Regions from separate parts of the Mus musculus genome. Here region 2 is linked to region 1. The links are chromatin loops, found by intact Hi-C in ENCODE. Cell type or tissue: heart. All regions are shown on one strand. Each heading gives the region's core, and the rest is flanking DNA. Links, peaks and the distances in the headings are about the cores only. Region 1 holds the start of Rbm39 (RNA binding motif protein 39). Region 2 holds the start of Cpne1 (copine I).

Region 1 (14,802 bases), core at 1-4,000:
TTTCCTCTTTTTTGCCAATTTCTATTCAGGGATCCAAGAATCTTAATAATTATTAACTGAAAAGCAGATCAATACCTGCCTGTATTCAGGTTTACTATCACCAGTCTTATATCTATTTATATAAAATAAAATTTAAATCTCACCCATTTCTTCTTTCAAGACTTCTAAGATTTACTTGCCAGAGACTGGTTGTAATTTATTATTCTTGGACCCCTGCAGTTTTCCCAAACCACTACATTCACCTTTTTGCTATACCAAACTGGAGCTGGTAATTCTTAGTTGAGTCATTTTACCTAGGGGACCACGGTACAGCGATAAGTCACTCAATTACTACCTTATGATTGACAGTTCACACTGGAATCAAAGGTGAATTCATGGGAGTAGAGGTGAGATATCGTTAGGCAAGTCTACAAAGAGAGATAGATGGGCATTTATTCATCACGCTGAAGTGAAACTACTGCACAATATTATTACATCAATAGCATATATTTACTTTTGTAAGTTACACGTATTGCATCTCTGATAAGGTAATCAAGAGGGCTCCGGGAAGGTTAGTTTACATTTCAGCAGTAGTTTCGTGAATAATGCTAAATTAAGAAATATATTAAAGCTCACTAGCGTGTTTTCTCACCTTCTTGTAAGGGGCCTCAAGCATGGCTTCAATATCAATATCGTCTGCCATTTTCTCTACTCGCCTGGGGAAGAACAAGACAGTCCTGTAAGTACACCTGCAATTCTGCTAAATAATAAAATAAGATAAAATGTCCCCTTGATCTCCCATCCTCAAAGCCTGAGAAAACTCCTTTGAAAGCGCTACGATGGCTAAAATTGTGCGACGCCCATCAGACAAGGCTGCCTTGGGTACGCCAAGTGTCACGTTCCTTGTACCTAAGACAGGAGCAGGACTCCAGGTCGAATTTCAAAAGCCCGCCCGCGAGCGGCTAAAAGCGCCCCCAGGAAGGATGCAGCGGAGCGCTTCCTCACCGCACAAAACCCGCGCTGCCATTTTAGCGGCGGAGGGAGACTCCCTCCGCTGGGAGGGGTTGTGTACCACGGCGGCGTTCCACGGGCGCCATGTTGGGAGGTCGCGACCAGCCCCGGCCCTCGGAAGGACAGATCTTTATCTGACCGAGGTCCCCACGGAGGTCCCGGCCGCTACCAAAAAACGCCCACGACGTCCTTGCCCGAGATGAAGGGCACGGCCGAGGAGAGGTGACCCCACCGTACCGGGAAGGCCCCCTCCCCCTCTGCGCGCCGAGCAAAGCGGCGAAAAGCCTCGGCATCGCGGAGCACCCAGCTCGGGCAGGCGACCCACTCCCCGCCGGCCGCGACGCCCCGTACCTGTGCGGGCTTCCGCGCGCCTGTGCTCGCCACGGGAAGTCGGCTGCCGCCGCCGCCGCCGCTGCTGCTGTCGCTACTGTTAAGCCACTAGGCCCAGGCCGCGGTACCGCCCAACCCGAATATCGGGCCCCGAGGGCGTCTAGGCCCAAGCGAATCTAAAAGAAACAATGGGATTAAAGGAGCCCGCGACGGAGAGCAGGGCAGCGGCTTCGGCAGCTCAGGATCCACCCCTGCGACAGCGTCGGCTAGCTCCCTGAAATGGCGGCCGCTGCTCCTCCGTACTCACAGTCACCAACACATACACACACACAAACACCCGGGGTCTCCCGGAGCCGCAAGCACGGGCTCTCGCGAGAAACTGCCCCGGGTTCCAGACTGGAAAGCACGAACTATCGCGAGATCTCTCACCGCGGCTCCCGGCGACCGTGGCCCAATCTCGCGCAATGATTGCGCCACAGATGATCACAGTTTCCCTTCCCCCAATTCCGAAAGGCTTCTCGGACTCCCCCGCCAGAGCTGCACCCAAGTCTCGCGAGGGTGCGTCCTCTATCGGGCAAAGACAGTTGGTGCCCTGACTGTCAATCTTTGGGAGGATTCCTTGCTGAGTGGTGCATCGTTGCTGTCATCCTGGCTGGTGTCATCTCCTCGCTGGGTGTGAAGGTTTCCCCTCTCAGAGCCGACCCCCACCCCGGACACCCGCCCTCCCACACAGATGGCTGTCAAGGTCGCCATAAGGCAACCTATTATAATACATATGGCTGTGGGCTAAGACAGTCGTGTCCAGACCCACCAGTGGTGAAAACGCATGCAGACAAGAACGAGCTGTACACAGGGGAATGGGAATAAAAAGTACGATTTTCTTGTCGTTTGGTGTCACCAGTTAGATGTGGGCTCGATAGTGAAGCTTCGCAACACCCTTGGAAACCGGAGGCGGTGGCCGGGCTGGGAAGAAACCGCAGTGTGTAGCTTTCTAACCCCTGAATTTAGTCGGGCTCTGAATCGGGGTGGTTTGTGACTTTAAAAGGTCCCCTCACTTTTCCCTAGGATTTTGACTGTGTGAATTTACCGCTTTTGTTTAATTTTTGTTGGATTTTATTTGGTTTGCTTTTTGTGTATTTGGGAGTGGTTAATTCTGTGGTAGAGAAGCTGAGTGATCATTGGAAGGTTTTTTTTTTCTCCCACTTTTACATAATAGAAAACGTTTTGAAATAAAATATCAAACCAGTCTGGAAACCTATCAGCAGCTTAATAATTGAGGGTATAAAAGGTCCAAAATGTCACACCTTGCTTGGTGTAGCCACTCCAACAATGTGACCTTGAGCAAGTAAATTAAGCTCTCCATATATTCCGATTCCTCCTCAAGGGGGGAATATTATAATTAGTAGCAAGGATAAGCTTGACACTAGCCAAGACTGCAAATATTCACTAATTCCCAAGTTTAGCAGGGGATGTATGTCCAGGTGGACTCTCCCTGAAAGCTCGTGAGGAGTAGGAAGAGCATGTGGAATGATGACAGGAAACTTCTTGGGGCTGGCAATGTAATACAGTTGGCAGGTGACTTTTCTAGCATGCCTGGTAGAGCTTGTCTATAGTTATGCACTCAGAAAACAGAAGCAGGGGGATTTCTGTGAATTTGAGGTCAGCCTTATGAGTTCCAAAAAATTTAGCTGATCTGGCTTTCTCTCTCAGATGTGGCACACTGCATGAAATCACTGATAGTTTCCTGCTGAAAGATTAGGCTTTCCAACTTCCCTTGTGGACTACTGAAACTTCTCTGCTCCTATAAGGGGCTACAACCTGTCTTCCTCTATAGGAATGTTAACCATAGGGTGAGTGGTGACAGGGATGCCCCTTCACCCTGAATAAGCAGTGGTCTTGCCTAACTAAGGTCAGACCAAGCCCCTCTCTGTCTTCTATCTCTCTACAGGAGCCCTTAATTAATAGTCCTGTCCTGGGCTGCCAAGTCAAGGACAACGCGTGCCACACAGTAAAAGGCTATGAAAAAGGTAGAAGGGGGACTGGAGAGAAAGGAGTAAGAGCACTGATTTGATTCCCAATACTCACTGGCTGCACACAACTACATTAAGCAGATCTGGTGATGCCTTCTGGTCTCCACAGGCATCAGGTATGCAGGTGGTGCACAGACTACATGCAAGCCAAACACATGCATGTTAAATGTGTATGTGTATGTTAAACAATTTGTTCTTGAAAAGCTAGACTGGGGACTGAAGAGAGAACTCAGCAGTGAGAGGCACTGGCTGCTCTTTTAGAGAGCCAGGGTTCAATTCTCATCACCCAGTGATGGTCCACAATTGTAACTCTAATTCCAAAGGATCCTACACCTTCAAGACACAGACATACATGCAAGCAAAACGTCAATGCATATGAAATAAAAGTAAATCATTAAAATGTTAGTAATAATAAAGTTGAGACTTAGGCCAGGCATGGTGACATATGCTTTAATCCCAGCACTTGGGGACAGAGGCAGGCAGAGCTCTGGGTTGAGACCAGTCTGATCTACAGAGGGAGTTCCAAGACAGCCAGGTCTTACTCAAAAGATGGAAAAGTTATGGCTGGGTGGTGGCAGATCTCTGAGTTCAAGGATAGCTGGTCTATAGAGTTGATACAAAGCTCTAGGTTTAATATTAGCACCTACTAAAGCCAGACTCCAAGGTGCAAGCCTGGATCCAAATGTTCTAGAAATAGGAGGATCAGGAGTTCAAGGTCACCTGACTGACATACTTTGATACTAGCCTGGGCTATTGAGCTGGGTAAGACCCTGTCTCAAACAAAGGACAAAAATGAGGGTGGTAGTAGAAGAGAAATCAAGGGCCAAGGCACATGATGACTGAAAGTCCCTTAAATTGTTGTACGAAGTTCAAAGATGATGGTGGATACCTTTAGTCTCAGTGCTTGGGAGGCAGAGGCAGCCTGGTCTAAACTTCATGTTCCCGTTACAAGATGAGCTACTTAGTGAAATCCTGACTCAAAAACAAACAAAAACAAAAAACAAAAAGCCGGGCGCACACCTTTAGTCCCAGCACTCTGGAGGCAGGGACAGGCAGATTTCTGAGTTCCAGGCCAGCCTGGTCTACAGAGTGAGTTCCAGGACAGCCAGGGCTATACAGAGAAACCCTGTCTCGAAAATAAATAAATAAATAAATAAATAAATAAATAAATAAATAAATAAATAAATAAAACATTCATTCACTTTTTAGGAGAGAAGAAGTAGAGGAAATACAAAATCTCTGAACAACTGGCATATAGAAAATATCAAAAAAATATCACTTTGGGGACATGGTTCAGGGGTTAAGAGCACTGAGTTCAAATCCCAGCAACCTCATGGTAGCTTACAACCATCTGTAATGGGATCTGACACCCTCTTCTGGTGTGTCTGAAGACAGCTACAGTGTTCTCACATACATAAATAAATAATTCGTTAAAAAAAAAAACCCAAAACATCACTTTATTTTGCTTTAACTTTGGTGTGTTTTTAAATTTGTTGTTATGTATTTGGTGATTTTGGGGTTTTTTTTTATTTTATTTTGTCTTGTTTTGTTTTGTCAAGGTCTTAGTGTGCATGCCAGACATGCCTTAAAATACTGGGCAGTCTTCCTTCTTTACCCGTCTAATGCTGGGAGTATAAACACAAGCCACCTGGTGTCATCTTCTAAAATCACTTCCTCTAAAACTCGTTGGTCACCATAGTAAGCATCATTCTGAGGGGTAGAGAAGCCTGCTGGACTAGCACTTGGAAAAGCAACAATCTGAAGTTTAGGGTTTTGTTTTTTTTTTTTTTAAAGATTTATTTATTATATGTAAGTACACTGTAGCTATCTTCAGATACTCCAGAAGAGGGCTTCAGATCTTGTTACAGATGGTTGTGAGCTACCATGTGATTAACCACTGAGCCAACTCTCCAGCCCACGATCTGAAGGGTTTTTTTGTTTTGTTTTGTTTTGTTTTCTCTGTTTTTGGGTTTTTTGAGACAGGGTTTCTCTGTGTAGCCCTGGCTGTCCTGGAACTCACTTTGTAGACCAGGCTGGCCTTGAACTCAGAAATCGGCCTGCCTCTACCTACCGAGTGCTGGGATTAAAGGCCTGTGACACCACTGCCTGGTGAGAATGTTCTTTTAGTATCTCAACTTAAATACCAATTGATGTTAAAGAAATTGGAAGAGGGCTGGCAAGATGGCTCAGCGGGTAAGAACACTGACTGCTCTTCTGAAGGTCCTGAGTTCAAATCCCACCAACCCCATGGTGATTCACAACAACCCGTAATGAGATCTGATGCCCTCTTCTTGTGTGTCTGAAGTCAGCCACAATGTACTTATGTATAAAAATGAATAAACCAGCCGGGCGTGGTGGCACACGCCTTTAATTCTAGCACTCAGGAGGCAGAGGCAAGCGGATTTCTGAGTTCGAGGCCAGCCTGGTCTACAAAGTGAGTTCCAGGACAGCCAGGGCTATACAGAGAAACCCTGTCTTGAAAAATCAAAAAAAAAAAAAATAATAATAATAAATAAATAAATAAATCTTTGGGACCGGAGCAAGCAGGGCCAACCAGAGCGAGCAGAGGTCCTAAAAATTCAATTCCCAACAACCACATGAAAGTTCACAACCATCTCACATACATTAAAAAAAAAAATGGAAGAAAGACAAATGTGTCCTTAACAAAATAAAATTCCCAGCAACCACATGGTGGCTCACAACCATCTATAATGGGATCTGATGCCCTCTTTTGGAATATTTTGAAGACAGTTATAGTGTACTCATATATATATAATAAATAAATAAATCTTTTAAAATAAATAAAACAGAAGTATTCATATTATTTTATAGTCTTTGTTTCTGCAACGGGTTACATGGCTTTAGCCGGTACTTATAACTGCCTTCCTTTACAACCCATTCTGTATTTCCTCCACCCTCTGCAAGCACCTCAGCAGGTCTTGGCTCTTTTCCAGTGACCCATACCTTCTTTCCTTATAGGTCTGTGTCTTTTGTCATCCTGCTTAGATTAGGCTGTTGTAGTTTCCCATTGATTTTAATCACAGGACTTGGTAGTACTAAGAGACGCCCTAAGGGATCTCTTGCACTCCAGACATAATCCTGCTTACCTCCATTTCGAGGAGGCAATCCAATTTCCCCAAGGTAATCTGGATCTATCACCCCTCCTAACACTGTTATTCCTTTCTTAGCTGTTGGTTTAAGGGCATTAGAAGCCCAAAATACCAGGGGGAAGTCTGAGCTTCGGTTCAATGGAATGTTTGTTGTGGCTCCTGGTAGGAGCACTCCCTTCTCTGGAACCAAAATTTCTAGGCCAGCAGAACCTAGAGTTATGGGGACAAGAAACAAAAACTTTCCTAGAGGGTCACTAGAAGTAACAGTGAGTAGAACTATACCCTTCTCCACCCCTTGATTCCTGGACCCATGGATCCTGGCTATGGGAGGAACTGTATCATAAATTCAAGCAAATACTGCCTTCTGAAGAACTCTGCCCCACGTTCCATGCTGCTGCCACCTAATTGGCACTCTAACTGCATCTTTGAAACACCATTCCATCCTTCTCAGATCAGCTGCTTCAGGATGATGGGGAACATGGTAAGAGCAGTGGACTCCCTGATCGCACTTCTCTGGCTGTGAAATGAGTTCCTTGAAGCAATACTGTGTGGAATACCATGATGATAGATAGGCCTTCTGTAAGGTCACGGATGGTGGTTTTAGCAGAAGCATTACATGCAGGAAAGGCAAATCCGTAACCAGATTATCTACTCCAGTAAGAACCAAACGTTGTCCTTTCCACAGAGGAAGTGGTCCAATGTAGTCACCCTGCCACCAGGTTGCTGGCTGGTCACCTAGAGGTCATCTGGGATAGTGGGGAACAGAAACAGAGCAGGCTATATAGCACATCCTCAGAATCAGCATTTAGAGCTCATCAATGAGATGAGGAATTAGAAGCCAGCCTGCAATACATAAGGAAACTTTTCACAAAACCTATGAGGCTGGAGCCAGCTCAGCAGTTAGCACCACTTGTAGTTGTTGCAGGGGATTGAGGTGTTCTGATCTTATAGGACCTCAGAACCATGGGTACACATGCATGTGATGAACATACATGTAGGAAAAAACTCATTCACGAACCATTGAAAAGGGAGTAGCGGGGCTGGAGAGATGGCTCAACAGTTAAGAGCACCGACTGCTCTTCCAGAGGTCCTGAGTTCAAATCCCAGCAACCACATGTTGGCTCACAACCATCTTTAATGGGATCTTACACCTTCTTCTAGTGTGTCTGAAGACAGTTACAGTGTACTTACATATAATAATAAATACATTTAAAAAAAAATAAAAGGGAGTAGGGCCTGGAGAGGTAGTTTAGCAGCTAGCCACACCTCTTGCTCTTCTGGAGGACTCCAGGATCAATTCCCAGCACCCACATGCTGGCTAACAGCCATCTGTAACTTCAGATTTGAGGGAATCCAACACCCTGTTCTGGTTACTATGAGCACTACACATATAAGGTACACAGATTTACATGTTGGAAATACACCCATACACATTAAAAATAAAGTAAAAAGCCTGGTGTGGTGGCACAGACCTTTAATCCCAGCACTCGAGAGGCAGAGGCAGGCGGATTTCTGAGTTCGAGGCCAGCCTGGTCTACAGAGTGAGTTCCAGGGTAGCCAGGGCTATACAGAAAAACCCTGTCTCAAAAAGCCAAAAATTAAAAAAAAAAAAAGTAAAAAATTAAAAACCTAAACTAAGCTGGGTATGGTGGCAAAAATCCTTGATCCCAGCACTCAGGAGGCAGAGGCAGGCAGATCTTTGAGAGTTGGAGCCCAAACTGCTTTATGTATGAATTCCAAGATAGCCAGGGCTATAGAGAAATCTTCACCAGAAAACAAACACCTAAACTAAATAAAACACACAAACAAACATATAACTGGAAGTTATCACAGGAGAATTAAAGAAAAACTTTTATTACTGTATTAATTTAATTATAATTAAGTATAAATTATTCATTCCTATTTAGAATTCCTGTTTGGCCTACATGTATGATTGTGTCTTACAGAACAGTGTATCTGTATATGCTGTGTTTCAGTTTATAAATACACTGTCAATAACAAATTTTAGGCAGAAGTATACTTCTAAATAACTGACGGTTTTTACAGAAGAGGGTGTATTTTGTCAATCTGATCAGTTTTGTGGGGGAGGAGTTGTTTTGTTTTGTTTTAAAGGTTTATTTATTTATTATATGTAAGTACACTGTAGCTGTCTTCAAACGCACCAGAAGAGGGCATCAGATCCCATTACAGATGGTTGTGAGCCATCATGTGGTTGCTGGGAATTGAACTCAAGACCTCTGGGAGAGCAGTCACTGCTTTTTAACCACTGAGTCATCTCTCCAGCCCAAATAAGTAAATTATAAAAAAGAAAAGAAAAGAAAAAAAAGGAAAAAAAAAGAATAAAATAAAGAACTTAAAACAAAACAACTTGGGGCTGTCGCGATAGCTCAGTGGGATCTGTAATGAGATCTGATACCCTCTTCTGGTGTGGCTGAAGACAGTGACAGTGTACATAAAATAAATCTTTCTTTATTTATTTATTTTATTATATGTAAGTACACTGTCGCTGTCTTCAGATACTCCAGAAGAGGGCATCAGCTTTTGTTATGGATGGTTGTGAGCCACCATGTGGTTGCTGGGATTTGACTCAGGACCTACAGAAGAGCAGTCAGTGCTCTTAACCTCTGAGCCATCTCTCTAGCCACTCTTGTTTTGTTTTGTTTTTATTTTCATAGATTCGTTTGTTTATTGTGGCTGTCAGTTGTGTTTTTTTCTGCATAGCCCTGGCTGGCCAGGAACGCCCTCTGTAGAACAGGCAGGTCTCAAACTCTCTGAGCTCCAGCTGCCTTGGCCTCCAGAGAGCTAGGTTGAAGGGGACACCAGCATGCCCCGGATCAGGTTTTTTGTTTGTTTGTTTGTTTGACCTAGAGGGTAGGAGCACTTGTGATCACTTGGTTTGCTGTTGAGTAGCAATTCTCTGAAACCAATGGGCACAATGAACCTTTTAAAACTTCTCTTGTCCTTGGTTAATGCCTCTTGCCAGCTGATAATCAGCAAAGTCAACACAGTTAGCAACATTTGCTGTGGTTTGCTGACACAGAACAATATTCCTTTCACAATATAATTTTCTTTTTTTTTTTTTTAAATGACTCTTGACTATGTATTTTTTTTAAAGATTTATTTATTTATTATATGTAAGTACACTGTAGCTATCTTCAGACACTCCAGAAGTCAGATCTTGTTACAGATGGTTGTGAGCCACCATGTGGTTGCTGGGATTTGAACTCCGGACCTTCGGAAGAGCAGTCGGGTGCTCTTACCCACTAAGCCATCTCACCAGCCCACAATATAATTTTCAAATAAAATAGTAGTGAACCTTGCGTGTGTAAGGTCTAAGCACGTATGCCTCAAGTGTGACTTACTCCTTCCCCAGGTATTTTCTGAGAATATAACAAATTAGATTAAACACTTTTTTTTCCTGTTAAGATCTCTTTATTTAGCCAGGCATGGTGGTGCACGCCTTTAATCCCAGCACTTGGGAGGCAGAGGCAGGCCGATTTCTGAGTTCGAGGCCAGCCTGGTCTACAAAGTGAGTTCCAAGACTGCTAAGGCTACACAGAGAAACCCTGTCTAGAAAAACAAAACAAAACAAATCTCTTTATTTATTTTATGTATATGATTAAATGCTTTTTTTAAAGTTAAAAAATAGGGCTGAAAAGATGGCTCAGTGGTTAAGAGCACTAACTGTTCTTCCAGAGGTCCTGAGTTCAAATCCCCAACAACTACATGTTGGCTCACAACCATCCTAATGAGATCTGACACGCTCTTCTGGCGTGTCTGAAGAGAGCCTCAGTGTGCTTTCATATAATAAATAAATCTTTGGGCTGGAGGGATCAGAGGTCCTGAGTTCTATTCCCAGCAACCACATGGTGGCTCACAACCATCTGTAATGAAATCTGACTCCCTCTTCTGGTGTGTCTGAGGACAGCTACAGTGTACTTGGATATAATAAATAAAAAGAAAAAGACAAAAAAGATGTCCAACCCAAGTCAATCAAGACCACTTAAAGAAAAACTTTGGATATAGGTGTGGTAGCACATGCCTCAGAAGGTTGAAGTAGGAGGATTGTGCATTCAAGGCTGGCCTGTAGTATACAGCAAAACCATGGCTCAAAAAACTCATGATAAAAATATTTTTTAAAAATTAGCAATTTTGTTTAGGAACCAGAAAGCATATTCATACTGGCAACTGTCAGAATGGCATATTTTGCTCCACAGGTCCGGTGCTGAGAAGAATCCCAGGCTGCAGATCTCTGTAACTACTGTTTCAAAGTTCTAAATGAACAAGATGGCAATTTACACAAAAAGGTTTACACAAGAGTCTAGTCAAAAGAAAACTAACGAAGTCTCTATAAACTAAGAAACTCTGGTGAGAGCGCTGGACAGGCAGGAAGCCAATGCCACTCTCCTCACCGAATTCTCAGACAGCACTGCTGTGACCTCGAGGAAGGGAGAGCTGGACAGGAACTGAGTAAGCAAGCTGGCTGCTTAGCACAAGCGCTTCTAACTGAAAGGTCTACAGCAAACCATCATGAAGCTCACCGAGATGTGCTAAACCAGGCCTGGTGGTGCCCAAGTTCAGATACTGGAACTCAGAACTCAGGAACTGTTGAAGGGTTGGCAAACGAGGCATGTGATCATCACATTTTTGGTAAAAATGTAATGGGACATGCCAAAGGTGAGGGAAATGAGGTCCCACACACCGTTACCCACAGTTGTCCTGCCTGAGATCGGGGGTTGGCAAAGATTGAGAAAGGGATAGACACACTCAAGCCATGCTGTGATGTAGGTACATGCCTGTTATCCCATTCCTCAATTCCCAGCAAAGCAATGGCCATGAAGCTGGTTCTAGCACAAAGCAGGCTACAGCACAAGGGCAGGGTAGGAGTTTCCTGTACAGAACAGAATGACTCAAGGAAATCTACAGCTTCTCAGTTGTGTCTTAGAGAGTACAGACACCATGTTTCTCAGTTTGTGTCTTACAGAGAGTACAGACATTGTTTTTGGAACTCTTCCCACATTGGCTTGGTTTTCAAATGCGTCACTTTATTTTCACCCACGACAGCCAGGTCTCTTAATCACCACTAAGCTGGGGCTGGAGAGATGGCTCAGTAGTTGAGAGCACTGATTGCTCTTCCAGAGGTCCCAGGTGCAATTCCCAGCAACCACATGGCAGCTCACAACTGTCTGCAATTCTAAGATCTTACACAGACGTACACGCAGGCAAACCACCATTTTTAAAAAAGCCACCACTAAGCTATCTCCCCAGCCCCATGGTGTTTTGTTTGCTTTTGGTTTTGGTTTTGTTGTTTTGGAGACAGGATCTCTCTATGTAGCTCTGGCTGGCGTGGAACTCACTACATCCTAGCTTTGATCAGAGCTCGATTAGCCTCTGCTTCCTTAGTGCTGGGATTTCAGGCCTGCCTGCCTTTGGGCATAATCTGTGCCCATGAAGTGGTCTGGGTAGATGTTCTTAGTGGCTAGGACAAGAAGTTTGCTTCCTCCTTCTGCTCTCCTTAGAGTATTGCCAAATGCTGGAGATAGGACATTCTGAGAAGTTCTCCTCCTCCCTTAGGGAGCCTTATGACTTGAAGAGCTCCGGAACTTTCTATCCAACCAGCCTGGAAAGCCCGCGGGGTGGGGCCGAGACTGAAGCTGCTGGGTGCTGGGCTCAGTGGCGCTGAGGCTCTGGGAGGTCTAGCCCTGTGTCTGTGGTTCTAGCTTCCTGAGTTCTCACTCTGATGGCAGAGCTCTCTTCCGCTGGGACCTACTCAAGAGGTTCTGCTCATCGCGACTGTGAGAGATAAGGAGCTTGCTTCTCTATTTTGAATCTCACCTCTCCCCCTACTCCACACCCTGTTTCTAGGACAGACTTCCTTGTAAATGTCCTAAGGTTGTGTATTAAGGTTTAGCCAGACAGGTTTGAGAAAGATGAGTTTCCTAGTTTAGTATCTTTTTTGTTGGTTTTGTTTCCCCAGACAGAGTTTCTCTGTGTAGCCTTGACTGGTCCTGGAACTTGCTCTAACAATCAGGCTAGCCTTGAACTCGGAGATCTGCCTGCCTCTACCATCTAAGCTTTGGGATTAAAGCAGTCTGTTATAATGCCAGGCTCCTAATTCAGAATCGTGTGTTTGGTATTTATTTATTTATTTATTTAGTTTTTCTGAGGCAGGGTTTCTCTGTGTAGCCCTGGCTGTCCTGGAACTCACTCTGTAGACCAGACTGACCTCAAACTCAGAAATCCACCTGCCTCTGCCTCCCAAGTGCTGGGATTAAAGGTGTGTGCCACCACCATCCGGCTGGTCTTTATTATTTTTAAGTTTATTTCTTTGTAATACTTTTTATGCACATTGGTGTTCTGCCCACGTGTATGACTGTATGGGAGATGTCAGATTCCCTGGAACTGCAGTTACAGACAGACAATTATGAGCTTCAGTATGGATGCTGGGAATTGAGACAGAGTCCTTTTGAAGAATAGCCAGTGCTCTTAACCATTGCGCCCCCTATTTTTTATTTTCTGAGAAAGAATTTCACTGTGTGATTCTGCCTGGCCTGGAACGGGCTATGTCATCAGGCTGGCCTGACTGCCTCCTGAGTTCTAGGATTAAATATTTGAGTTACCATATCCATCTCCTTTGTCCTTTGGCTAGATATAATTTTCTAAGATTTAATTTATTTATATGAGTACACTGTAGCTTTCTTCAGACACACCAGAAGAGGGCATCAGATCCCATTACAGATGGTTGTGAGCCACCTTGTGGTGGTGGTGGTGGTGGTGATGATGATGATGGTGGTGGTGTACCTGTGTTGTGTGATTGCTGGGCCAGCGCCTGCATAGAGAAGCCAGGAGACAATGTTCCAGTTTGTTCTCTCCTTCCACTGAGGGTTCCAGGCTCAAACTCAGGTTACCAGACCCTCAAGACAAACTCCTCTACCCACTGAACTGTCTTACTCTTCTTTTGTTAAAAGAGTCTCATTATGTAGCTGAGGCTAGCCTAGAACTCCCCAACATGGCCAGCATGGGTTATCTTCACCCCCCCCCCCAAATAAAAACAATCAAAGTCTAGCTCTAAGGATACTTTATTCATCAGTATCAGGTTGCTTGCTAAGCCTTTCTCCTACCATCCCTCCCCTGTCTGCATTTGGAAGAACACAGGGCAGACCATTCTGCTCATCCCTGGTGGCCAACCCCAGCCACATGTCCTGCAATTGGCTGATCAACAGTGACTGCTGGTCAAGACTTTGCTCCAAGACAAAGAATGAATTGCAGTGCTGGTGACAGCTGCAGCTGCTGCTGTGGCTTGACGTGTACCCTTGGGCTTGCTCATTTTCTAGTCCTGTTGCTGTTCAGGACTCCCAATATCCTTCTTCCCCCCACCCCCACCCCCAATATCCTTCTAATAAAGCTTCTTTTTGCTTATAGCCGCAACAGTGTCAATGCTTGTAATTATTAGTATTAGTATTATCAGTTATCGTTAAATTTTTTTTTTTGAGACAGGGTTTCTCTGTATAGCCCTGGATGTTGTTGTTATAAGTTCAAGCATTGTGGGGCAGTGGTGCACACCTTTAATCAAAGCACTTGGGAGGCACAGGCACCACCCACCAAGGGCTGGACTCTCCCTGATTGATTACTAACTGAGAACAGGCCTTACAGCTGGATCTCTTGGAGACATTCCCTCAAAGTCTGGCCCTGCTTCTTCCTCTCTGATGATTCTAGCTTGTCTTGACACACAAAACCAGCCAGTACACCCTTACTTGGTGAGCCATCTTGCTAGCCCTATTTTTTTTTTTCCTTCGAGACAGTGTTTCTCTGTATAGCCCTGGCTGTCCTGGAACTCACTTTGTAGACCAGGCTGGCCTCTGCCTGCCTCTGCCTCCCAAGTGCTGAGATTAAAGGCATGTGCTATCACGCCTGGCTGGCAGTCAGATTTCTGAGTTCGAGGCCAGCCTGGTCTACAAAGTGAAACCCTGTCTTGAAAAACCAAAAAAGGAGAAAAGAAGAAGAAGAAGAAGAAGAAGAAGAAGAAGAAGAAGAAGAAGAAGAAGAAGAAGAAGAAGAAGAAAAGGTCATACTATGCAGCACTGGGTGGCCTGGAATTTTTTTGTGGCTGAGGCTGGTCTCAATTCTCAGAGATCTACCTGCCTGTGGAGTGCTGGGATTAAAGCCCTGTGCCACAATGCCCAAATTACTTTTTATTTTGGGAAAAGGTATCTATCATTAAATTGCCTTGGCTGGCCTTGAAATTTGTGATCCCTGGCTGGCCTTGAAATTTGTGATCCTGTTGCCTCGACCTTTTGAATATCTAGGAGGACAAGGCTGAACCACTAGGCCTGGCCTCACAG
Region 2 (14,802 bases), core at 6,360-10,359, 68 kb before region 1:
AGTTCAAACTCTAAGAACTAATTCTACTGATACTCAACACATTTGGAGAGATTTATTTGAACGTAATTCCCCAAAAAAACTTGTTTAAAAATTATCTAAAGCACAACTGTAACCCCAGTACTCTAGAAGCAGACGCTAAAATACTACTATTAAGTCTAAGACTAGCCTGGGCTACATACTAAGTTCTAAGTCCAACCTAGGCCAACAACAAATCCCCGTCTCACAAAAAAAGTATTTTTCCAGCAAATGTCTTAATATATAATGACACTTTCCAAAGCACACACAGGTAACAGGGTACTTATCTCTCAGGGTAATTATTTCCAAACTAGTTAAGTTATTAACAATTCACAAGTAACATATATACCAAACAACTAATTTCTTTTAACCTTAATCTCTGTGTACAGGTTTTTGCTTGTGTTTATATCTGTGCACCATGTCCATGCCTGGCGTCTAGAGGCCAGAGAGCTTTAGATCCCCTGGGACTGCTACTGCAGACAGTTGTAGGCCACCAAGTAGGTGCAGAGAAACAAACTCAGATCCTCGAGAAGAGCAGCCCATGCTCTTAACTGCTGAGTCCTCTCTATAGCCCTATAATTATTCTTAAAAGGTCATTTTAAAATGTACTTTTACTTTTTAACCTTTTCAGGGGCGGGGGGCGTATATCATAGCAGTCCCAGACTGAACGAAAAACCTAACACATTTTAGGCAAACCTACTATTGAGCAGAACCCTCTGCTCAATATTCTATTTTTAATTTATTATATGTACATGTTTTGTGTATGTTAAGTACACTGTGCCACAGAGTGCATGTGGAGGTCAGACGACAACTCTTAAAAGTTGCTTCTCACCCTCTACCATGTGGGTCGTAGTTAAAACTCAGACCATTATGGCTGGCACCAAGTAGAGTCATCTTATCAGTCCTATTCTACTTTTTAAATCAGGCTGGTGATCCTCCTAGCTCAACTACACCAGTTTGGTTTTGTTTTAGAGACAAGTCTCAGGCAGCCCAACCTAGCTGCAAACTCAGTAAGTAGCTGAGACTGGCCTTTATTGATCCTCCTATCTCCATCTCTCAAGTGCTAGAGGCATGTGCCACCATGATCCACTGAAAGGTGTTGTTTTGGGGGAAGGTCTCACATGCTGGCATTATAGGTATGTGCCATCATTTTAAAAAATAGCGATTTAAGGGCTGGTGAGATGTCTCAGTGGTTAAGCGCACTGACTGTTCCTCCAGAAGTCCTGAGTTCAATTCCCAGCAACCACATGGTGGCTCACAACCATCTGTAATGAGATCTGAGGCCCTCTTCTGGTGTGTCTGAAGAGAGCAATGGTGTTTCATATACATAAAATAAATCTTTTTAAAAAATTAATGATTAAAAAAAAAAACTCTTGTGTGCTTGTAGAAGTCAAGGAGACTCTTGGGTCTTAGTACTTGAACCTTCCACCTTAAGAAAGGGCTTCTTTTTTTGTTTTCTGGCTGCAATACACCAGGTTGGCTGGCCCACGGAACTTCCCAGGTTCCATCTCTATCTCCCAGCTCATGCCCCATTAAACCATTGCCTCAGACAGGTTATTTCTAAATTCAGAGAAAGAGAAAAAACCCTGCCCCTCTCTGGTACAAAGATTAGCAACAAAACTATTTATTATCTGATTGATACTCACTTTGTTAATATTCTCTGAGATCAAGTAAGCCACAGTAATAATTTTTATCACCAAAAGGTGAAACAATTAAAAAAAAATCCCAAGTATTATTCTGAACTTGTCTAATGGACAAAGGAAAAATATTCTAACAACTTAAAATATTACACAAAAGTGAGTTTTGCAACAAAAACCCAAGCTTTTAAAAGGCCAGAGCACTACATTAATCCTTATCATGGTGTATACAAATCTGTCCTAATACAGATTTTTGTCAACTATTATTGTCTACATGTATACGCTGTGAAGGTATGCACATGTGCCAGACAACACTGTGTGGAGGCAAGAGAGCAACTCCGTGGAGGTGAATCTTTCTTCCTTCATGTGGGATCCAGGGAGCAAACTTAGGTCACCCAGATTTTGGCCTTTACCTTCTGAACCTAGCCAGCTGTTTTCTTACAACTCTCCACTTAATTACATTTATTTAGTTAGTATATCTGTGGGTCACAGAAGCCACAGCATATGTGCAAGGAAGTCAGAGGACAACTTGGAGACTCAGTCCTCTGCTTCCACCATGTGGGTCCTAGAGATGGAAACAAGATGGTCAAGCTTTATGGCAAGTTCCTTCACTCCCATGCAGCATCTCACAGCCTAACCTAAGTCTTGGTTCTCTGAACCAGGAGTGGTGGCACTCACCTTCAATCCCAGCACGTGGCCAGAGGCAGGCAGATCTGAGTCTTAGGCCAGCCTGGACTATAATGAGTTCCAGGACAAGAACAGTGAGAAACTGTTTCGAAAACAAACAAAAATAAAACCTATATCTAGCAGCTTCCATAACTAGTTATAAAGGGAAATACAAAACAGAAGGTTTGCTTTAAATAAAGTAACAAAAATAATTATTGCAATACTTATCTCTAACTGCATAAAAGGTCAGCACTAGGAGCTAAGTAAGAGCCGGGGTAATTTTCTAGTTAATTTTTGTGTTAAACATCTGACACCTATTAGAGATTCTAATTTGAAAGGTCTGGCATAACAGGGTGTAGCACTATATTCCTGTAACCTCACTGCTTCAGGAGCAAGAGGCAGGAGAAGCCTGGGTTCGAAATCAGAATGGACTACATAGTGAATTCAAGTCCAGCCAGGATGTAATGTAATGAGAGCAGAAAAACCAAGTAAGAACAAACACAAGGTATGGGCCTGGGCACGTCTCCCACACATTAGAGAACTGAGTTTCCTAACTCTTTTTTCCCTTTCAAACACAAGAAGATACCCCACGGCCATCCTGAGAAGGTCAAATTTAGGCTAGCCAGTCATACTCAAGGTTCCAAAACCATTAACAATAAGGAAAATTCTTATTACATTAAGAAATGTTGAGGGCTGGAGAGATGGCTCAGTGATTAAAGAGCACTGACTGCTCTTCCAGAGGTCCTGAGTACAATCCCCACCAACCACATGATGGCTCACAACCATCTCTAATGAGACCTGATGAGTGTACTCACATATAACAATAAATAAATCTTTTTATAGCCCTGGCTGTTCTAGAACTCACTCTGTAGACCAGGCTGGCCTCAAACTCAGAAATCTGCCTGCCTCTGCCTCCCGAGTGCTGGGATTAAAGGCGTGCACCACCACGCCCGGCACAATAAATAAATCTTAAAAAAAAAAAAAAGGGGGGGGGGAGAAATGTTGAAAGCCCAGCTGATCTGCGTAAACGTGTAGTTTAACTTTTGTGTTCAACTTACAGAACAGAGCCAATCTACATACAAGAAACACCATCAGAAGCATCCCCACACCAAGGAAAAGTATACACATCAAGGCTAAATACCAGTACCTTTTTTTAACTACGGCTCTTCCTTCACAAGTAAGTCAGATGGAAACTGAAAACTAGCATTTTTGTCTCAAATCTCACTTTGTAAAGACCAATAATTTTTATTAGCTCAAAAAAAAGTATTGTTATACAGGTATGGATGTTCTGCCTAGATACTGCATATCTGTGTATCACACGCACACAGTACTGACAAAGCCCAGAAAGAGGGTATCATATCACGTGGAACTGGTGTTAACAATGTCTGTGGCTTGCTGTTTAAGTTCTGGGATTGAACCTTGGTTTTTTGAAAAGAGTACCCAGTGTTCTTAATTCCTGAGCCATCTCTCCAGCCCCACGATCACAAATGAACGGAGCCAGCACTGTTTTCCCAGAGCCTGTTTATTCCTGTGTGTTAAAATGTGAGCTAGATCCTAATTGAACACAGGATCCCAAATTTAAAAATCTATTCCGCTCACCTGAGTTCTGGTGAACTTTGGAAAAACATAATTAAAATAATTCTATTAAAAAAAAAAGTGATAGGAGAAGGCTACACACCTTTAATTCCAGGACTCAAGGAAGGCAGAGGCTCACAGATCTCTGAATTCAAGGCCAGCCTGATCTACAGAGCACCAGCATATCCAGGGATACCCAGGGAAATCCTATCTCAAAAAAAAAAAAAAAAAAAAATACAAAAAAGTCCAAAACAAGCATAGAGGCAGGGGCAGGCAATGAGACCCTTTCTTAAAATATATAAATAGGTACTGTAGCTAGATATAACGCACCTGTAATGCTAGCATTTAAGAGGCAGAGGGACAAAGAAAAAGAGTTTGAGGTTGGGCCAGGCATGGTGGCGCACGCCTTTAATCCCAGCACTCGGGAGGCAGAGGCAGGCGGATTTCTGAGTTCGAGGCCAGCCTGGTTTATAGAGTGAGTTCCAGGACAGCCAGGGCTACAGAGAGAAACCCTGCCTCAAAAAAAAAAAAAAAAAAAAGTTTGAGGTTGGTCTGGACTACAACAGAGAGTGTCTTATAAACATTTTATCTACATATAAAATATAGGGACAGGCCAGGAGAAAGTTAGCCACAAGTCCACACAGTTCAGAAGCCCTAAGACAGCAAGCTGCGTTACTGCATTTTTCACTTCATTTCCTAACAGATGGTTCTTCAGCACAACAGAAAACAGGGAAAAATGGTAAGTACTTGCATATTAACAAGATAAATTTATTTTACTAGCCATTCCAATTATTTGAAACTTCAGAGTAAAATGTTCATCAACAAACCTTTTAGTTACAAAGAACAGGAACAAACTAAAACTCCAGTATTTCCACTCTCTCTGGCAATCAACACTGAGAAGGTAAATTTCATGTTGTGAAGTCACCAACCTTTACCTGACAACAATCAGGGCAAAGCAGAACCACACACTTAAGATCCAAAAGAAACAAAAATCCCAACAACCTCTTAAAGGTTCGCCTCAAAGATCAGCAACAAAGCCTCTATTTACAATGGGCACAATGTTATCAGCAGTGTAATCCCATCACCAAAGAAATCATGAAACCACAGCTTCATCCCTTTAAGTTTGCCCCCTCCCCCCATTATCAGATAAAACACACTTCAGATCCTGGAACCATCCTTATAAATACATTTTTCTGACACTGATAAAATGTAAAATGTTGAATGTTCATGTTAATTTCTCATCTAGTGCTCAGGCAGCAAATCAAGACATTTGTAAATAAGATGTTCCTCCTGCCAAAAAAATTTAATACTGTTATTAATGATACCAACAAAAATATCCTTTTTAGCCGGGCAGTGGTGGTGCAGGTCTTTAATCCCAGCACTTTCGAGGCAGAGGCAGGAGGATTTCTGAATTCAAGGCCAGCCTGGTCTACACAGAGAGTCCCAGGACTACACAGAGAAACCCTGTCTTGAAATAAATAAATTTTTATTCATTTATACTTCAAAATAAAAATATTACTTCTAGCTTAAGTAACCACATTTTCTTTCACTATGGCTTTTAGTCTTAAAAGCTAGCTTTAAACGTAAAACTCTGCAAACCAAAGGTACATAGGTGGTTGGCAGTAAAGCTGCTGGAACTACAAGTGAAATTACTTTTCTGTTTAGTCTGCCTACAACTTTTAGTGAGCACTCATTTTAATTAGTATTTATTACAACTATGTAGAGGAGAGGGCTGGAGAATCTGCCCAGTGGTTAAGATCACTGGCTGCTCTTCCAGAGGCTCCATGACTCCCTGCACCCACAGGGCAGGCAGCTCACAACCTTCTGTAACTCCAGATTCGACCCCCTCTCTTCTGGCCTCTGAGAACACCAGGCATGAAGACAGGCAAATACCTACTCACTCAAAAACTGTAGGCTAGGTTTTAGATTTTTAAGGTGGACTCTGCATTTTAGGGGGAGATTTAGAAATTAGTATAGAATGTAAAACTAATTACATTTTCAGAAAAAAAAATCATGTATTCTAACTAAGTATCAAAAGTCAACTGTTACTAGTGACTCCACCAACTTAAGAGTTCAATGTGAGTCTAAGTTACAAGATCCTATGGCCAGTGAGGAACAAACAAGCAAACCCCCAAGATCCAAACAGCACAGCAGCTCTCTGCAAACTCAAGTGGGACTTTCTGACTGGCAGTGGGGTCTAGCATCTGGCACACAGTATAAAACAGAAGTTTAATGATATAATAAGTTTTACACCTAAGAACTGTACCAACAACTCCCAAATGTTCAATATGCAACCAATCAAAACATTCAACATGCCACAAAATTGTAAAAGAAGCCTAAAGTATATAACTAGTAGCCTAGAGCAGTAACCACCACAGTGGTTTGATGGTCTCAGATCCGAACATAAAATTATACATTACAATCCACAGTGACCAACATTTAATCAAACACAAGGTGATATAAAAATATAACACGTTTTGATAAACTATCCAATACGCCTTGTGAAATCACCTAAACACAAACATTTCATTTCCTTCCAAAATTATATTCGAAGTTATGTGAACAGTTCTTCCACAATCACTTTCTACAAATCCAAAAGTCTCCATCTCATCAAAAGCAACAAGTTTCAAAAACAAGTACATCAGTTTTATTTACCTATTTTTTTTAAATAAAGATTTTTTTGTAGGATTTTTTTCCAACTGCAAACGCTCTTTAACATTTTAACAGTATACAATGGTTAACAAGGTCCCGGACAATTTTTGTTTCTAAGACTGAAGTTCACCAAAAATTACAGCTCAAACTATCCAAAAAGCCCTGAAAGAAATAGTCTCTCCCTTGAGTTGCCATCCATCCTAGTTTTTTCCCACCAAGTCATATAATAAGATTCGCATCAACTTAAATCTTAACGTACACAATAAAATGGTTTCTGCCAACTGCACACACTCAGTCATCTCGGAATCTAGGAGCCAAGAAGGCTTTAGGACCCAGAATACTTCTGCAACACAGCCTGTAATTCGCAACTTTATCTACCAGAATGAATGGATCTTTAGCACTTGAATAAACCACAGGGGACTCCTTAGAACTTCCAATAAAACACACACTTAGGTTACTAACTCGCTTACTAACACGGGCACTCCAACCTGCTACGTTAGTCCATACCCCAATACTAACCTGTAGATCTTTAAAATGCCTTTCCTTCTATTTTACGCGGCTGCAAAGTGGCGCCGCCAACCTTCAGACAGTAAGTAAGCTATCTAAGACACCCACCCTCCTTCCTCCAACTCCCAAAGGTGCTGCAGATAGCAGCCCCTCCCCTAGTTGGGAATCAAGGACCAGCCATCCTAGCTACAATTCTTCAAGCCTCTCCGACCTACAGGGCGGCTCCAATCACCTACACTTAGGAAGCCCCTCCTCAGCGCTAGACCTAGGAAGCTATACACTGCAATCCCTGCACCTCCAGGCCCTAAAAGCGACCGGTTCCCAGCCTCCCAGGACACCTTTCCTCCCCATAGGAATGTCCCTAGTGTAGTCCACTTTTGCAGGTCATAGGCCACTAGGACCTCTTCACTTCGGGGCAGAGGTGAGAGTTAAAACCTCGTTCCCGCTTAAAGCCAACGAAGCCTTCCCCACTAAGCGTGCAGGCGTTTTCATCGCAATCCCCCCCCCCCCGACCCGGTAGTTCGCAGGCCGCGAGGCCACCCGATGCTGGCCGCTTCCCCTCTCAGGACCACCGGGCATCCCCGCTAAGGCCCTGCTCCCACTTCGGCACGCAGACTCCACCTTTCGCATCCTCGGAGGCCCCGGAGCGTGAGCGGCGCCCCAGGACCCCCGCAGCCCCGCCGCGACCCTTTGTGTTGGGCGCTCGCGGCCGCGGGCTCCGAGGCCTGGGAAGGCCCCGCCCCGAGGCACCAAGGAGGCGGCTCGAGCCCCGCACAGCCCCGCCCGTTCCGGGGCTGCGGGAGTCTTACCGGGGAGAGCTTGCGCGGCACCAGAACCCAGACCCGAGTTACCCCCCGCGCGAGTGCCTCAGCCCTGCGGCCGACAGCCCCAGCCCGAACGGCTTTCCCGGAGCCCACTGCAGCCAACACCTCCACAGCCGCTTCACAAAATGGCCGCCCGCCCGCTCCGGCGCTCCGCGTTCCCGGAGTAGGCGGGGCGCCGCTGCCGACGTCACCTGATGGGAGACGCAGGCGCGCTGAGGATTTGGGGTGGGGGCAAAAGCTCGGAAGTTGCAGGTATTTGTGGTGAACCCGGTATTTTAGTAGCTGTTTGCAAAGTCAGACCTGAAGCTATTGTCCAAGGTTCCTTGCAGAGCTTTTAAAGTACAGGCTCCTTTGGCTCTTGGAGACCCCCGTGAAGGGAGAAAAACAATGCCTTCACTGCAGAACTGTCTTGAGGATTAAACGCACCAAGAAGCAAAAGCTTGAACCTTTTTTTGACTATTGAAAAAAAAAAAAATGGGAGGCAGAGGCAGGCGAATTCTGAGTTCGAGGCCAGCCTGGGCTACAGAGTGAGTTCCAGGACAGCCAGGACTATACAGAGAAACCCTGTCTCGAAAAACCAAAAAAGAAAGAAAGAAAGAAAGAAAGAAAGAAAGAAAGAAAGAAAGAAAGAAAGAAAGAAAGAAAGAAAGAAAGAAAGAAAGAAAGAAAGAAAGAAAGAAAGAAAGAAAGAAAGAAAGAAAGAAAGAAAGAAAGAAAGAAAGAGAAAGAAAGAGAGAGAAAGAAAAGAAAGAAAGAAAGAAAGAAAAAGGAAGGAAGGAAGGAAGAGAAAGAAAGAAAGAAAGAAAGAAAGAAAGAAAGAAAGAAAGAAAGAAAGAAAGAAAGAAAGAAAGAAAGAAAGAAAGAAAGAAAGAAAGAAAGAAAGAGAAAATAATCCTGCTTGGCAGTGGTGGCACAAGCCTCTAATCCCCGCACTTGGGAGGCAGAGGCAGGCAGATTTCTGAGTTTGAGACCAGCCAGCACTACACAGAGAAACCCTGTCTTAAACACACACAGAAAGAAAGAAAGAAAGAAAGAAAGAAAGAAAGAAAGAAAGAAAGAAAGAGAGAGAGAGAGAGAGAGAGAGAGAGAGAGAGAGAGAGAGAGAGAGAGAGAGAGAGAGAGAGAGAGAGAGAGAAAGGAAGAAAGGAAGGAAGGAAGGAAGGAAGGAAGGAAGGAAGGAAGGAAGGAAGAGAAAATATTCTTCTGCCATGGGGCTGGAGAGATGTCTCAAAGGTTAAAAGCTCATACTGCTCTTCCTGGCATCTTAAATTCTATGAGCTACATGGAGTGGCTCACAACCTCCTGTAACTCCAGCCTCAAATCTGACTCCCTCCTCTGGCCTCTGTAGGCAGCGACACTAATATGTACAAACTCTCACACAGAGACATTAATAAAAATAAATATAAAAAGAGTAAAATATCTTTCAATATTTCCTATAATCCCCAGTATTTGATTATACAGGGAGACCTAGGCTCTACCAGACTCTGCCCCTTGATTTTGTGTGTGTGTGTGTGCGAGAGAGAGAGAGAGAGAGAGAGAGAGAGAGAGAGAGAGAGAGAGAGAGAGAGAGAGAGAGAGCGCATGCGCGCGGGCAAATAAGAGGGATGGAGAGAGAGAGGAGAGAGACAGAGAGAAAGAGAGAAAGAAAGAGATTTTCTTGCCTCTATCTCCTGGAATTTTGGTGTGTACCTCCTTGTCTGGACCTAAGCTTTTCATAGTCACTGTGCCTTAAGATCAGGATCAAAAGCCTGTGACTTCCATTTCTGAATTGTTGTTCATTCCAGACTAAAAGTCCTAGAGAAGTCAATAACCCAGTAATAATGATGCCTAATATAATAGAACTATTCTGTGTTAAATGGCAAATGAATAAACAATAAGCTTAGCTGGGTAGGACCAAGCCCCAAGGTCACCACGCCCTTAATCTGCTTGAACAAGGGATTCAGCTCCATTTCCCTACCTGAACCGGATATTTTATATTTTTTCCTTTCTAAGCTTGCTACGCTTGTTCAAAATGCTCTTCATGAGACTTTCCCAGAGAACAAAGTCTCTAAAAAAGTTGGGCTTTTTTGAGATTTCCTTTGTCAATGTAATTAATATAAATCCCTTTACCTTAGCCTCAGCCAGACTCCTCATACAAGGGCAAAAAGTGACATATTCTTCTCCAAAATATCACAAGAGCAGTCTCTAGGCCACATACTGAAATTCTTCTTCACTGAAACCTCTTGGGCCATATCTACACAGTTGAAATCACCCTCAGCACCTATGTCTTCCATATTCTTCCTAGGATAGCCCTTTAAGCCCCACTTAAACCATTCCACTGTTTCCCAAATCCAAATCCCCAAAATCTACCTTCCTCCCAACAAAAACATGGTCAGGCCTATCACAGCAATACCCCACACCTAATACCAACTTCTGCCTTAATTAGGGATTTACTGCTGTGAACAGAAACTATGACTGAGGCAACTCTTATAAGGCCAACATTTTTTTTTAAGATTTATTTATTTATTTATTATATGTAAGTCTTAATAGCGTTCGCGCGCCCGACGAGGAAGAACACAACAGACCAGAATCTTCTGCGGCAAAACTTTATTGCTTACATCTTCAGGAGCTAGGAGCGCAAACCCCCAGCCCCAAAAGCGAAAGCCCCTTCAATAATCTTTAGGAGCCAGAGCTCCGGCGCGCTAAAGCGCAGAGCGCGCTCTATTGTTTACATCTTTAGGCAGCGAGAGAGCGCAGGGCGCGCAGAGCCAGAGAGATGCCAGCGAGAGAGAATGGCGGAAACCCGTCTCCTTTTTAGGAGAGTTATATTTCGCCTAGGACGCATCACTGCCTGATTGGCTGCAGCCCATGGCCGAGCTGACGTTCACGGGAAAAGCAGAGTACAAGTAGTCGTAAAATACCCTTGGCACATGCGCAGATTATTTGTTTACCACTTAGAACACAGGATGTCAGCGCCATCTTGTGACGGCGAATGTGGGGGCGGCTCCCAACATCTCCCCCTTTCCTTTTAATAAGAGCAAATAGGCCACCCAACTAATGAGAGTGGAGATAGAGGTCAAATCCCCAGTGTGTAGGTAAAGGAGCCATGTACAGGATTAGCTCTTAGGCTCACAGGCTTTTACCCAGAGCAACCCTGACCTGCTCCCGTGTCGTTTTGCCTGGAGAGAAGGACACTTGGACACTCAACCTTCTTGAAAGATGACATGTCTCCCTAGAATAGGCTCATATATGCCGTAGAGCCTTTCTACTGCAGTGCTTAGCCGTGCAACTCTCTCGGGCTGCTGAAGCACACTCACTCTATCCCGTGCAATGAGTCTAGCCTCGTGAGATGTAAGAGCTGAGTGGCCAGCGACCTATTGCCTAAGCATAGATATATCAGGGGAAGCTCCATGTTCTAGTCCTGTAAGCGCCTGGGCAATAACCACCTTGTCTCTCCTAGTTTGGGCCTTAAGCTTACAGACCAATCAAAGAAGCAACACTAATCCACAGCAAAGTGTATCTCCAAATAATATTAATCCCACCCATTCTTTAAAGAAGGGAAATGCTGAGGAGATCCAATTGGGTAATCTTTTGGTCAGGGACAGGTCCAAGCGCGTGGAGTTGACCTGAAGTCTCAATTCTCGAAGGATCTGTTCAAATTCAGCCGTCCAATTCTGTAACATATACTGAAAAAGACTTTTTGACAAATTAGCTGTCCTAGTAAATTTCTCATACTGAATGGAAGTAACACACAATCTCGGAAACTTTTGTTTACACCCCAGCTGAGCTATTTGCCATAATACATCTAGTTGTTCCTAGACAAGATCTATGAGTTGATTAACCAGCATGAGACCTCCCTGTATCTTGACATTAGCTGAGGCCTGTTTATCTATGACTGTAGTCACTGAGGCTGACAAAGTGTTAATGGTGTCAGTTGTCTGGACCTGTCCAGACAGAGCCAAGGCTGTCTGAATCAAGGCTAAACCCAGTTCCTAGTTAGTGTAAAAAGGCAGGAGAATACTTGAGCATTATACATCACCGTCATTGGGAGTGGAAATGTCGACATTATCCCCCAACGCTGCTCTCTCTTTATTATTGACGCCCTGGACATCACCAAGACGAGGGACATCAGTATTCCCTTGGTCAGTCTGGATTTTTCGGGTGAGTCTTTCTGGTATCCAAAATGGGTTGTCTTCATTCTGTGGGAAAACACAGATAGCTCCCCTGGATCTTATCAAAATAGGATCCAGGCCATACCATTTATTATCAAGGACATTTTTCCATTTAACCATCTCATTGGGCCTATCTGGCTCTGTACAATGACGTTTAGTCGCAGTATGGCCATGAGCATCAATATTTAAAAAATTGAGTGTAAAGAGTGCCATAGACACAGACACTCTTGGTGCTCGGGGTAAAATCTCTTCAATTCCCCTCTTCTGTTTTATAAGATAGGCTTTGAGGGTGCGATGCGCACGCTCAACAATACCCTGTCCTTGAGGGTTGTATGGAAGTCCAGTCAGGTGGGTTACGTCCATCTTACGGCAGAACTGCTGAAATTTTTGAGACGTATAAGCTGGTCCATTATCAGTCTTAAGGAGTTTGGGTTTCCCCCAAGCACTCCATGTCTCAAGGCAATGTTGAATCATATGTGAGGCTTTTTTTCCGGTTAACGGAGAAGCAAACATGATGCCAGAACATGTGTCAATGGACACATGGAGATATTGAAGTTTTCTAAAGGAAGAAACATGTGTAACATCCATTTGCCAGACCTGTAGAGGTCGAATACCGCGTGGGTTAATTCCCACATGAGGAACTGGCAAGAACTCACAGCAGCTTTGACATTGAGTAACAATGTCACGGGCTTCTTTTCTTGTCAAGGAGAAACGACTGCGTAATGTTTCAGCCGTCACATGAAAATTGTTATGAAAATTTCTTGCAGCCTCTACCGGGGATGATAGGGCAGCAGCCACCACTTTAGTGGCCTTATCTGCCAAATCATTTTCCAGAGCCATGGGGCCAGGTAGGCCTGAATGGGCTCTAACATGAGTAATATAAACAGGAAATCTTCTAGATAACAAAACTAATTGTATCTGCTGAAAAATATTGGCAACTCTACTGGAAGGCTTAATCACTCCAGCCACTTCTAAAAGATTTACTGCATTAACCACATAACAGGAATCTGACACAATATTAAGGGGTTCTAAAAAGGTTTTTAAAACTTCTAAAACCACTAAACATTCTACCACTTGAGGTGAATTTTTATTATATTGTTTGGATACCACTTTACCATTAGCCACATAGGCACCTATGCCAGTTTTTGATCTATCAGTATATACCACAATCCCATTTTTAAGTGGGTTTCTTACTGTTATTTGTGGAAAAACAACAGATTGATTTTGGGCAAACTGTAAAATTGGATGTTTTGGATAATGGTTATCTATTTGTCCTGAAAAGGAGGTAACTAAAACTGCCCAATCATTAGATGTGGCTGCCAAGGTTTGAACCTGTGCAGCGGTATAAGGTACAATTAAAAGATATGGACTTCGCCCAAAGTGGGTGATTGCTGCTTTTAGGCCTCTAAGGGCAAGCCGTGCAATTGCATCAGGATACCAATCTATTATTTTAGCTGGGGATACGTTTGGATGGATCCACAACAATGGCCCATTCTGCCACAAAACTGCGGTTGGCAATTGTGCTGTCTTAAAGACACACAAACTGAAAGGCTGCGAATCCTCAATACGTTGTAATTGTGCATTCTGTAAGGCTTTTTCCACCTTTTGTAAGGCCTGGTTAGCAGCTAGAGTAAGAGTCCTAGGGGAGGAGATATGAGGATCTCCTTCTAAAATACCAAACAAAGGCCTTAACTCAGCGGAAGGAATCTTTAAAAAAGGTCTGAGCCAATTAATATCTCCCAACAGCTTTTGAAAATCATTTAAGGTATGGAGGTGATCTCTTCTTATCTAAACATGTAAATATTGATTTCTCTCAAAGGAGGAAATATGTGTGACATCCATTTGTCAGACCTGTAATGGCCTGACGCCACGAGGGTTTACCCCTACGTGAGTAGATAAAATTTGACAACAATCTAAAGGCATTATTAAGTAATCAGAATCATTTTCAGTAGAACCAATCTCTCTGGCAGCTCTAGGAATACCAGAGGAAGAAAAAACAGCCATGTAGGCTTGGCAAAATTATTAGTTGAGCTATTTTGTCCCCTTGTGATATAGAAAAGACAACTTGAGGACAAGAACAGAGAACCTGAAGTTCCCCTTTATAATCCTGATCTACAACTCTAGGGTGGACAATAAGACCTTGTAGGCTGCAAGAGCCTGCCTCTGTCATTATTGTCCAGTGGCTTCACCTGCTCGGGAGAGCGCCTTCCAGGCCCTAATAGCCTTTTTATCTGATTCAGAACTACTAAGAACTGGCTCCTTGAGCTCACCTAGTGATGAGTATAGGCTCCTTCTCCTAGAGACCTCCGCTGATTGATCTTTTTTCTTTTCTTTTTCCTTCTCCTTCCTTCCAATCTCTCCCCAGGTATTCTTACCTGACCTAAACTTTTCCTTGGGTTCAAGACCCTTGGAAAGGCCTGTATACTTATTTTGTGAACCATATTTTCTCTTTGCTCCTATTTTCTCTCCCCGCTTTACTTCTGATAGATTGTCCTGAACTTCATCCAGAATCCGCCCTGCCTTAACCACTTGATAACATGTGAAAAGGAACAAAAGGGCTTCTAACACTAGAGAAAGTTCAAGGCCAAACATATCTTATAAAGCTATTTTCCACTTTACTTCTGATAGACTGTCTTGAATTTCCTTAGAAAGTTCAAGGCCAGGCGTACCTCGTAAAGCTGTACTCACTGGTACTCTCGTTCCCCAGCTGAAAAGTTCTGAATTCATGCAGTTGAATCCTTCTTAACAGTCTGCTTTACGGGAACCTTTATTACC

Evidence for each region. A loop is a pair of places that touch in the nucleus more often than their neighbours do. Peaks named below come from ENCODE experiments on the same cell type or tissue, not always from the same donor. Only the 100,000 strongest peaks of a DNase experiment are listed, where the experiment ranks them.
Region 2: it touches region 1 in a loop (4-fold over the local background); 1 of 42 quality-filtered maps calls a loop at or near these places.

What each region holds. Positions count from the first base shown.
Region 1 is chr2:156,178,546-156,193,347 of GRCm38, forward strand. Rbm39 (RNA binding motif protein 39) reads right to left here and starts at 1,693. Exons shown (of 17, transcript NM_001291114.1): 1 at 1,342-1,693; 2 at 632-695. The coding sequence starts at 682. In heart, for the core only: CTCF peaks have their summits at 1,009 and 1,884; DNase peaks (open chromatin) are centred at 1,096 and 1,796; H3K4me3 peaks cover 3,254 bases; H3K27ac peaks cover 3,030 bases.
Region 2 is chr2:156,103,925-156,118,726 of GRCm38, forward strand. Cpne1 (copine I) reads right to left here and starts at 8,041. Exons shown (of 16, transcript NM_170590.3): 1 at 7,862-8,041. It overlaps Rbm12 (RNA binding motif protein 12), which reads right to left and starts at 8,041. Exons shown (of 3, transcript NM_029397.3): 1 at 7,862-8,041. In heart, for the core only: no CTCF peak of the experiment used is centred there; a DNase peak (open chromatin) is centred at 7,937; H3K4me3 peaks cover 2,040 bases; H3K27ac peaks cover 1,606 bases.